2 separate regions of the Homo sapiens genome follow, and region 1 is linked to region 2. Evidence: chromatin contacts called from ENCODE Hi-C data. All regions are on one chromosome and are shown on one strand. The core of a region is the stretch at or near the end of the contact, and the rest is flanking DNA. Distances in the headings are between cores, read along the strand shown. Region 1 holds the start of RNF135 (ring finger protein 135). Region 2 holds the start of GIT1 (GIT ArfGAP 1).

Region 1 (5,418 bases), core at 2,481-4,980, 1.4 Mb after region 2:
TGTGAGCCACCGTGCCTGGGCATAAATGCATTTTTGAAAGAAATGAGCCCATCTGTCTTATTAATAGCTATCATTCCAATAAAATGTTTACTGTCTTTAAAAGTTATTTTATTTATATAAAAGTTATAAATTGCAGCATACTTTTCTTTTGTTTGACTGCTAATAGTAATTATATTGATAATTAAATCCAGGGGAAAAAATTTACCAAGAGCCTTTTTGTCACAGGAAGTTAAGAAGAATTAAAAATTTAATACACATACATACTTTTGTTGTAGAGAAGTATTACAAAGTGATAAAAGACTTTCATGCATGAAATATATTGCTTTGGAATGTAATTCTGTGGAGGAAATGGAATGGAAATACAAGTTCAGAAAGATAAAAGAATGACAAAATTTCTTTTTTTTTTTTTTTGAGACGGAGTCTTGCCCTGTTGCCGAGGCTGGAGTGCAATGGTGCCATCTTGGCTCATGGCAACCTTCACCTCCCGGGTTCAAATGATTCTCTTGCCTCAGCCTCCTGAGTAGCTGGGATTACAGGTGCCTGCAACTACGCCCAGCTAATTTTTTTTTGTATTTTTCGAACTCCTGACCTCATGATCCGCCTGCCTCGGCCTCCCAAAGTCCTGGGATTACAGGCATGAGCCACCGCACTCGGCCAAGAATGACAAAATGTCTGATGTAGGCTGAGCGCGGTGGCTCACCTCTGTAATCCTAGCACTTGGGAGGATGAGGTGGGCGGATCACCTGAGGTCAGGAGTTCGAGACAAGCCTGGCCAACATGGAGAAACCCTGTCAACATGGGGAAACCCCATCTCTACTAAAAATACAAAATTAGCCGGGCATGGTGGCGAGCGCCTGTAATCTCAGCTACTCCGGAGGCTGAGGCAGGAGAATGGTTTGAACCCGGGAGGTGGAGGTTGCAGTGAGACGAGATTGTGCCACTCCACTCCACTCCAGCCTGGGCAACAAAGTGAGACTCCATCTCAAAAAAAAAAAAAATCTGATATAAATGAAGAATTTGCTAATATATTTTTACTACCAGAGCTGACCACTCTCCCCCTTCCCCCTTTCTTTCTTTCTTTTTTTTTTTTCTTTTGAGACAGAGTCTTGCTCTGTCGCCCAGGCTGGAGTGCAGTGGTGCGAACTCAGCTCACTGCAAGCTCCGCCTCCTGGGTTCAGGTCATTCTCCTCCCTCAGCCTCCTGAGTAGCTGGGACTACAGGCTCCCGCCGTCACGCCCGGCTAATTTTTTTTGTATTTTTTAGTAGAGACGGGGTTTCACCGTGTTAGCCAGAATGGTCTCAATCTCCTGACCTCATGATCCGCCCGCCTCAGCCTCCCAAAGTGCTGGGATTACAGGCGTGAGCCACTGCGCCCGGCCCCCACTTCCCCCTTTCTTATAACCACTGCATGATTTTGCATAAAACTTTTAGGGCGTGTCCAAGAAAAAAGTTTGAAAACTACTGGTTAACTCACTCTTTCCAGAAACTTGGCTGTGAAATGGAGAAGAGGAGAGCTGGTTCCAGGGAGGCTCAGGTCAAAGGTGATTTTATTTTATTTTTTAATTTTTAATTTTTTTGAGACTAGGTCTAGCTCCTTCCCCAGGCTGGAGTGAAGTGGTGTGATCACAGCTAACCACAGTCTTGACCTCCTGAGATCTCATGGCTCATTACAGCCTCCACCTCCCTGGCTCAAGCAATCCTCCCACCTCAGTCTCCTGAGTAGCTGGGATCACAGGCCTGCGCTACCATGTCTAGGTAGTTTTTGTATTTTTTTTGTAGAGGCAAGGTTTCACCATGTTGCTCAGGCAGGTCTCGAACTCCTGAGTTCAGGCAATCCACCTGCCTCAGCCTCCCAAAGTGCTGAGATTACAGGCATAAGCCACCACGCCCCGCCAGTGATTTCATTTTTTAAGTTGGAAGATCTGAGCATGTTTAAGTGTTTAGTATCATGCCCGTTTTACAGAAAAAAAGAGGCTCTTAGAAACTACGATTTTACTCCGATGCGGAGATTCTAGAACAAGATCCAGGTAATACATCAGTCAGGATAGGCTAGGTTATGCTGTAGCAGCACACACCCACTAAATCTCAGTAAGCTGAATACATCCTAGTTTTCTTCTCCCTCTTACTACGTATCCTAGGGTGCGTTGGCAGGGAGTCTGCTCATCTTAGCCACTCAGTGACCCAGGTCACCGGATGATGGTTTCATCTCCATAATTGGGGCAGCTGGCAGAAAGGGATACAATGGCCGGCTCAGTCGCCTTTAAAGCTGGTGGGAAGTAACATATTACCTCTGTGTGTTTCAAGTGGGTCAGGGAAGTGCCAGTCCTACCATGTGCCCAGAAAGGGAAAGCACTGGAAACGTTGATGAGCAGCGCTGCCTACTCCATGACACTTCCAGTATTAGAAATAACCACAAACGCTTTTTTTTCTTTCTTTTCTTTCTTTTTTTTCTTTTTTTTTTTTTTTTTTTTTTTGAGACGGAGTCTCCCTATGTCGCCCAGGCTGGAGTGCAGTGGCGCAGTCTTGGCTCACTGAAACCTCCGCCTCCCGGGTTCAAGAGATTCTCCTGCCTCAGCCTCCCAAGTAGCTGGGATTACAGGCATGCGCCAGGGCGCCTGGCTTTTCTTTTCTTTTCTTTTTGTATTTTCAGTAGAGATGAGGGTTCACCATGTTGGCCAGGCTGGTCTTGAACTCCTGACTTCAAGTGATCCAAAGGTCGGCTACAAACTTGTATTATCTGATACCTACTTTGAGCCCAGGCCAGAAAGGATAAAGTAAAGCATGAGACGTTGTTAGTTCATTTCAACAGATTGGGGAGTTGTGGGTTTTAGTCTCTGACGCTTCATTGTTACCATGAGAGCCTGCAAGTTTTTCTTTTTTCTCTTTTTTTTTTTTTTAACCTCTTTGGGTCATCTGGGAGGACGTGGTGCTCTTTTAGCTCTAACATTTTCTGGTTGCAATGCGTTTAGGACTGGGATGCGAAGTGAGTGAGTGAGTGAGCCTTCTCAGGAAAACACTTTCTAGAATTTTGTCCGAGTGTCTGTTGGGAAACGCGCTTACATCCCGCAGAAGGCGGTAAGGACACAGCGCACAACTCTGCATTATACCTGCGAGTTAAAAAGCCAAGGGTTCGCTCACTCAACCTTGAATGCGCGTCAGAATCACCTGGGGGAGGTTTTACAAAATACCCGTGCTCCACCCAAGACAATGAAATCAGACTCCCTGCGAGCGGGGCCGAACATCAGCATTTTTGAGGACGCTCCCTGTGGCTGTGCATCGGTGATCTTTAATCCCCTGCTACTTGTTAGAGGAGCTGGATGACACTTCGTGGGCTCATTCTCATAAATAAGCTGCTGAATGGAGTCCTCTCCTCCCAAGAGTTGTCGGTGTTGCATCTTTTTTGTTGTTTATTTTTTTTTAAGCCAACGGACGAAGACATCCAACGGTGCTGCATCTTAATGGAGGGACATCCAGCTAAAGGGAATCTTGGAGACCTCCGCGGGTTTCTAGCAGCTCGCGGCATGTTGGTTTCCCAGGGCAAGAGGCCGCCACTGAAGGTCAGCTCTGTCTTTCCAGCTGGGCACTGGAGGCTCTAAGTCTGTTTTCAGCAGGATCGGAGGAAGGAGACGGGGTGGCGCCAAGGAAGGAGGAGAAAAGGCGGCCGAGAAAAGGAGGAGGGCAAGGGGAAGAGGAAGGGCGAGGGAGGAGCCTGAGGAGACTCGCCCGGCTCAACCCCGACGTCCGCGCCCCGGCCGCCTGTTGGCCATGGCGGGCCTGGGCCTGGGCTCCGCCGTTCCCGTGTGGCTGGCCGAGGACGACCTCGGCTGCATCATCTGCCAGGGGCTGCTGGACTGGCCCGCCACGCTGCCCTGCGGCCACAGCTTCTGCCGCCACTGCCTGGAGGCCCTGTGGGGCGCCCGCGACGCCCGCCGCTGGGCCTGCCCCACTTGCCGCCAGGGCGCCGCGCAGCAGCCGCACCTGCGGAAGAACACGCTACTGCAGGACCTGGCCGACAAGTACCGCCGCGCCGCACGCGAGATACAGGCGGGCTCCGACCCTGCCCACTGCCCCTGCCCGGGCTCCAGTTCCCTCTCCAGCGCGGCCGCGAGGCCCCGGCGCCGCCCGGAACTGCAGCGGGTAGGGAGGCCGGGCCCGCAGCTCCCCTGGCTCCCCCGGGCTGCCCGCCGCCTGACCCTTTCCCATGTGGCTCGAACCCCTTTCCTCAGCCGTTCTACTTTTACGTTCCTTTTCTCAGTCTAAAAGTCGAGTTCCGCTCTTCGGAGGCACTTTGGAAAGTTCATAAAAGTATGAAGAAGTAGAAAAAAACAAATTCCCCATCTTCCGAAAGCTTGTCAACTTAGCTGTTACACAGCTTGGCATATTTCAACTTCTTCCCAATCGATCTTCGGTCTCTTTCTCTGAAACTTGTAAAATTGTGGTAAGATCTATATAACATTAAAACTGGCCATTTTAACCTTTTTCTTTATTTCTTTGAGACGGAGTCTCGCTCTGTCGCCCAGGCTGGATGGAGTGCAATGGCGTGCGTGATCTCGGCTCACTGCAACCTCCGCCCCCCAGGGTCGAGTGATTCTCTTGCTTCAGGCTCGAGAGTAGCTGGGATTACAGGCGTGCGCCATCACGCCCGGCTAATTTTGGTATTTTTAGTAGAGACGGGGTTTCGACATGTTAGCCAGGCTAGTCTCAAACTCTTGACCACAGATGATCCGTCCGCCTCGGCCTCCCAAAGTGCTGGGATTACAGTCATGAGCCACAGCGCCTGGCCTCATTTTAACCTTTTATTTTTTTGAGACGGAGTTTTGCTTTGTGGCCCAGGCTGGAGTGCAGTGGCGCCATCTTGTCTCACTGCAAGCTCCGCCTCCCGGGTTCACGCCATTCTCCTGCCTCAGCCTCCCGAGTAACTGGGACTACAGGCGCCCGCCACCACGCCTGGCTAATTTTTTGTATGTTTTTTTCTTTTTTTAAAAAATAGGGACGGGGTTTCACCGTTGTTAGCCAGGATGGTCTCGATCTTCTGACCTCGTGATCTGCCCGCCTCGGCTTCCTAAAGTGCTGGGATTACAGGTGTGAGCCACCGCGCCCCGCCTATTTTAACCATTTTTAAGTGTACAATTCAGTGACAAATTAGTTACATTTCCTGTTGTGCAACTATCACTTCTGTTTCCAAAACTGTTTCATCATCATAAACAGAAACTTTGTACTCATTAAGCAGTAACTCCTCATTTCTCCTCCCTCTAGCCCCTGCTCACATCTAAGCTACTTTCTGTATCTGAGTTTGCCTGTTCTAGATATTTCATATAACTGGAATCGTTCAATGTTTGTCCCTTTGTGCCTGGTTTCTTTCACTTAGCATAGTGTTTTCAAAGTTCATTCATGTTGTAGCATGTGTCAGAACTTTAT
Region 2 (5,365 bases), core at 510-3,009:
AAGGCAAGGTGCATCCTCAGCCCTGCCATCCCCAGACCTGCCTGCAGCTCGGGGAACGGAGTCACAGTTTCTTAGGGGTATGGACCCTCAACCCCAGGGCCCTCTAAACCATGATAAGCCCCTAGGAGGCCTTGGTCATAACCACCTATGGAGTATTTTGTGCCCAAGCCCTGCTAAGTCATAGTTCCCAAATACTCTAGCTTGGCACCCCCAGAACCACCAGAGCATCTGTGAGGCTCAACCGGTGGGGTCCTGGGCCTGCTCAAGGGGTGGCTGAAAGTTATGGGCCCACAAACCAGCACCCCATACTCTCACTCTTAATCATGCCCACAGCCCCGCTAGAGTTCACGGACCTCCGCAGCCTGCCCAGGGGCCTACCAGGGAGATAGCTCCTTTGCTAAAGAAAGAATGGATGTGGGCTAGAGCTTCCTTCCCAGGCCAGCTGCAGAGCCCCGTCACTGGCTGTCCTCCCTCATCAGAAGGGAGCAGCCTCTTGGATCATTACCCCTGACTTCCTCAGCAGGCCTGGGGGGTTTCACTCCAGCCCAGTCCTAACTCTGTTAGGAAAAGGAAGGGAACCACCATGTAAATACAGCCAGGAGACAGGCCAGGAAGCCAGCAGGATACGGGGAATCTCGGCACGGCCTCCCACCCATTTCTGGCCAGACTGGGCTAGGGGACAGGGAGGGGCCCGCACCCAGGATAGCTTGATGCCAAGCTCACTTTCCCAAGCAGGCCTTACCGGTGAACAGGAACAGCAGGGTCCAGCCGAGCTGTTCCCAGTCACCACCAGCAGGCCTGGGGATGCCTCCCGAGAAGACACCCGGGTCTAGACTGGCCCTGAACGCCAGGCCCGGCAAGGAGCGCTAGCCTTAGGAACCCGAGGCAGGGAGTCCTGGGAGTAGCCACCGCTCATCTGCTCCTGAGGAGACGGTATTCAGGCCCCACTGGCGCATCTGCCCGGCCCTCTGCTCCTTGCCCTCCACCACCCCGGCAGGCGTACCGACCACGCGAGCAGCAGGTGCAAGACGCGGGGGTGGCACTGAGATGACATAAAACCACACTCGCCCCCACCTCCCAAGCCCTGACGGCCTCCGCCACGGCCCTCCTGCCACCCCAGGCTGGCGCTTCCGTCGGATACAGAGATGGAGGTGGAGGAGCAGCCAGCTGCCCGCCTCCCTCAGACCGAGGAGCGGGAGGCGGCGCCGGGAACGTCCTTCCTCGCTAGTCCACGGCCTCCAGGGAGCATGGGCACCCCAGGCCGGCCCTCCCGCCAAGGGCGCAGCTCCGCAGTGGCCGAGGCGGGGGCCCAGCCTGGAGGCCGCAGCCCCCCGCCCCGCCCAGCCCTCCGGCCCCGCACAGCGCTCTTGCCAGGCCCCGGCGCCCGCCCGGCGGCGGCCTGGCTGTGCGGTCCCGCCCCCGGCCCCGCCGCGCTTACCCGGGGCGCTGCAGTCCGCACACACCTCCGCTCGCGGCCCCTTTCGGGACATCCTCAGCGGCGACGCGGCCGCAGCCCTCTGGGCCAGCGTGGGGGGCGCGGGCGGCGGGCCCGGGCGGCGGCGGCGGCCCCTGCTGCCCGGCCCGGCTCCGGCGAGGCCCCGGCGAGGCTCCGCGCGCCCGGCCAACCGTCCGCCCCGGGGCTGGCCCGGAACCCGCCGTGCCCGCCTGCCCGCTCGCCCTCGGGCGCCCTCCGCCCCGCGCCGCCCCGCCGCCGCTCGCGGCTCCTCTCTCCGCCCCCTGCGCGGCTCCCGGCCGCTTCTGCAGGAAGCGGCGCAGGCCCTGCCCACAGGGGGAGGGGCCGCACCCCCGCCCCGCCGCGCGCTGCCGGCCGCGCCCCCTAGAGAAAGGAAGCCCGGGCGCGGGCAGGAGGGGGCGGGGGCGCTTAAAGGGGCCGCGGCAGATGCCCGGCCCCGGCGGGCAGCGTGGCCTGCGGCCCTGGCCTCCGCTGCAGCGCTCGCCTGGCCCGGAGGCAATGTGAGTCACCCTCACAGCCCCCTCCCCTTCACTTTCCGCGTGGGGTGGACCGGGGGACGCTGGGCCCACGGACGGCGAGGGTGGGGATTAGGGAAGAAGGACTTGGAGGCCCAAGTCCCGCTCCAGGTCAAAGGGGCTGTGCCTTGGGGTACCCGTCTATCTCTGGTTGGGGTGAGGTGTGCGTCCCTGTCCCGTAGGTGTCCACATCTGTGTGTCCAGGGGTGTGTGTGTATGTGTCACACTCTTGCTGAATACGCCCACTGCTAACAATATGGACGCCCAGGTGCCAGAAAGGTCAGGCAGTGTATTCCCCTGCCTCCGGACTAAAAATATATCTATCTCTCCATGCATCCTTCCATCCAGAGAGGAGAGAATCTGGGCGGTTTTTAAAGACCTCCCGAGGAGTGACCACTGTGCCTGTGTGCACTCACATCCACTTGTCATCCGCCTTACACACACCCACGGTGTTTCTGGGCCACCAGAGGTGTGTGTGTCCAGAAAGGGTGCATATAACATAGAGGGGCCGTTTCAGGTGACGGCCTTTCTTCCTGGACTTCACACGACGAGGCAGGCAAAGGCAAGGCAGGTGAGGGACGTGGGTGGGCTGGGGGGCAGGGAGCCTAGGTAGAGGCCGCACATGAGCGCAGCCCCCGCACTGAGCATGCGCCCCCATACGCGTGTGCCGCGCGTGTACCCAACCCCCAATCCCTGCAGCAGCAAAAGGCCCGGGCACTCTGCTTGTGGGGAGAGGGTAGAGGTCCCCAGGGCCAGACCTGGGGGCCAGGTCAGTGGTGACAATTGAGGAGGGGTTCTCCAAGAGTCAGAGACTCCTGCTTGTTAAGATGGGGGCAGTCCTTTGGCAGGGGTGCTCAAGTTGGTCGATTATCCCAACGGTGCCAGAGCGGCAGTGATTTGTGGGTGGGCAGGCTCCTTCCCTAGGGGAGACAAGTAATGCTCATGAGTCACACCACCCGAAATACATGCAAAGCTGCCTCCATCGCCTTTTGCTGCGGCCCAGATTGACAAGTTTGTTTGAAATCGCGATCCATGGGCTTTATTTATAATTGCACCTTAAAAAAATCTTGCAGGCCTCCCCTCCCTCGACAGCCAGCCGCTCAGCTGGTGGGGCTTTTGCAAGCAACGATACCTAGCTGGTGTGTAGGGGGGAGCACCACCTGCCGCCCCGAGCTGCTCTCTCACCAGAGTCCATGGGCTTGGTGGCCTCAGCGGGAAGGGGGTAAGGGGCGGGGGGAGTGAGACGGGAGGAGTGGCCAGGCAGCCCGTGCCAGGCGCTCAGTCCACGAGCGGTGGCCGCCCGTTCACCCCCGATCGACCCCCAGCTATGGAATTTCATTTATTAAATGTCGAGGAGGCTGCTGGCAGCCCTGCCGCTTGGCTGTCTTTGTTTCTCCGCTGTGTGGGCGCGTCTCGAGCACGTGGCAGCTGAGAGCGCGGGCCGAAGCGCAAGCGACCTGGGTTCAGTGTCTACCGCCGCCTGGCAAAAAAAGAACACGGCCGCCCAGGGGACAGTTCCCCACAATCGACAACTCCCCACAATCCATCCTGAACTCCCCCTGTCCTCGGACTCCTGGGCTTTGCTGGGGAAGAAGGATGATTCACTCTGCTTACCCCTCCACCCCACTCCCCATCTCCTGGTTGGCTCAGAGACTACCTGGGAGTGGCCCTGGCGCGGACACATCGTCCAAACTTTGTTTCCCCCAGCCCCGTCACAGCCAAACTTCTGGGCCTGGGACTGGAGATAAAAGGGTTTCTGGATTCCCCCGTGGAGATGTCACCACCCCAGGAAGCAGGACTGCTACAGTGGAATCACACACAAGGTTCGAAAAACAATTTAATAAGGAAATGCACAGGCATGCTCCCGGCCACTCCTAGATGCCCCTCAACCGCGCCAGCCCCCTCCCCTGCACTGGCTGCAGCCACGACACTCTGCTGACCCCTGGTGGTGCAGGCGGGCAGCGGTCCCGGGCCCCCGGAGACGCCAGCTGGCTCCTCCCAGGCGGGAGAAAGGGGCGAGGCAGCCCGCTCCTCCCTCATCTCTTCCCGCTGGGGCCTGGCACCACAGGGTGTGGAGGAGGAAGGAGGGAAGACCACACAAAGAAACCTGAGAGAGTTTGCAAGCTTTTGCTGGCACCTCCCACACAAACACTTCTTGGATTGTTGTTTTAAGTAGGGCCGGTGTGGAATCCCTTATTCCTGCCTTGTTCTGAGGTGGGCTCAAGAAGGCACCGTGCCTGGTCCCGCCACCTGTCTCGGCCCGCCTGGTTGGGGGAGGGAGGCGCTGTTTCCAGGGCAGTCATTATCCTTAGCTCACCCCAGGAGGTAGTATCTAGATTCTCATTTTGAAGGGGAGTGGACCGAGAAAGTCGGAAAAATTAAGCAGTTTGCTCTTTTAAGGTCAGGCAGTTGGAGCTATTCGAACTCTGGTCTCTCTGACATCACAGTCCCCTCCCTCCAGGGACTGGTCCAAGCCTCTTGGTCCTTCCAGGCCTTGCAATTGGCGCTTGAGAGGCCAATTCAACTTTTACCACACCCTCTGCAGGGACCATTCTGGAAGTACCTCTTCACCCTGGGGTCATTCAGGAAGGAGACAGTCTCTGGAATCAGTCACTTCCCTTCCTGAAGGGCCAGCTGGGTGGAGGAACGGAGCTGCCACCTGCTGCTTTTTCTGTCCAACCTCACTCTGGTTCTTGCTGGGGACAGTGTGCGGGGGGAAAGGGACCATCTTTCCCGCGTTACTGGACATTCTGTTTCCAATGACATGTGTGGAAGATGGAGTTTAATTTTCTAACAGGGCAGGGAAGACTCCTCAGAAATGTTCCAGGGGCCAGACCCCTGGCTGCTCCAATGACCCTTGGTACTGATGCCCCACACCTTTCTCAGGAGTTCCCAATCAGACGCTCTCTTCTGGGAATCCGGATCCTTCTTCATGGCCCCTGGGACCCAAGCTCAATTCTGAAGACCACACCTCCACCCCGTCTCCCAAACGCTCGACCTAGGCCCGTGCCCCCCCACTTCCCCAGCAAAAGGCAAAATGCCAGCGGGGGAGGTGCGTCCCAGCCCACCTGGCGTCAGGGCCCCGCCCGCGTCTGGGCCAGGCCTGACTCCCCGCCCACTCTCCCACGAGATCCGGGGACAGTGCAGACCCTCTTCGGCCACCTGCCACCCCCAGTTTCACGAGGCGGACTACAAACCCCATGATGCCGCGGGGCTGAGCTGACAAGCTCTACCCGGGGCGCCTGGTCCCCTTCCTCTCTCCCCATCATCCCCACATCCCCGTATCCCGCGCCGGCCGCTCGGGCTGAGGGCCGGGCTATGCAGCTGTGGGGACCCGGGGGCTGCGGGCGCGCGTCCCTGCGGCGGCGTCCCCGGG

What was found. Hi-C counts contacts between places; a loop is a spot of excess contacts on that map. Pooled maps may share reads with other maps.
Region 1: a loop to region 2 is called in a pooled map, with 4 times the contacts of the local background. The contact joins the promoter of RNF135 here to the promoter of GIT1 in region 2. A Hi-C loop is called at or near these places in 1 of 50 pooled maps.

What each region holds. Positions count from the first base shown.
Region 1 is chr17:30,967,309-30,972,726 of GRCh38, forward strand. RNF135 (ring finger protein 135) reads left to right here and starts at 3,731. Exons shown (of 5, transcript NM_032322.4): 1 at 3,731-4,137. The coding sequence starts at 3,766. RefSeq lists enhancers at 2,867-2,956, 3,017-3,076, 3,145-3,706, 3,357-3,606, 3,707-4,268 and 1 more and a silencer at 3,687-4,226.
Region 2 is chr17:29,587,889-29,593,253 of GRCh38, forward strand. GIT1 (GIT ArfGAP 1) reads right to left here and starts at 1,760. Exons shown (of 20, transcript NM_014030.4): 1 at 1,439-1,760. The coding sequence starts at 1,490. It overlaps ANKRD13B (ankyrin repeat domain 13B), which reads left to right and starts at 5,244. Exons shown (of 15, transcript NM_152345.5): 1 at 5,244-5,365. RefSeq lists enhancers at 42-941, 1,841-2,740 and silencers at 1,159-1,348, 1,609-2,088, 3,849-4,038.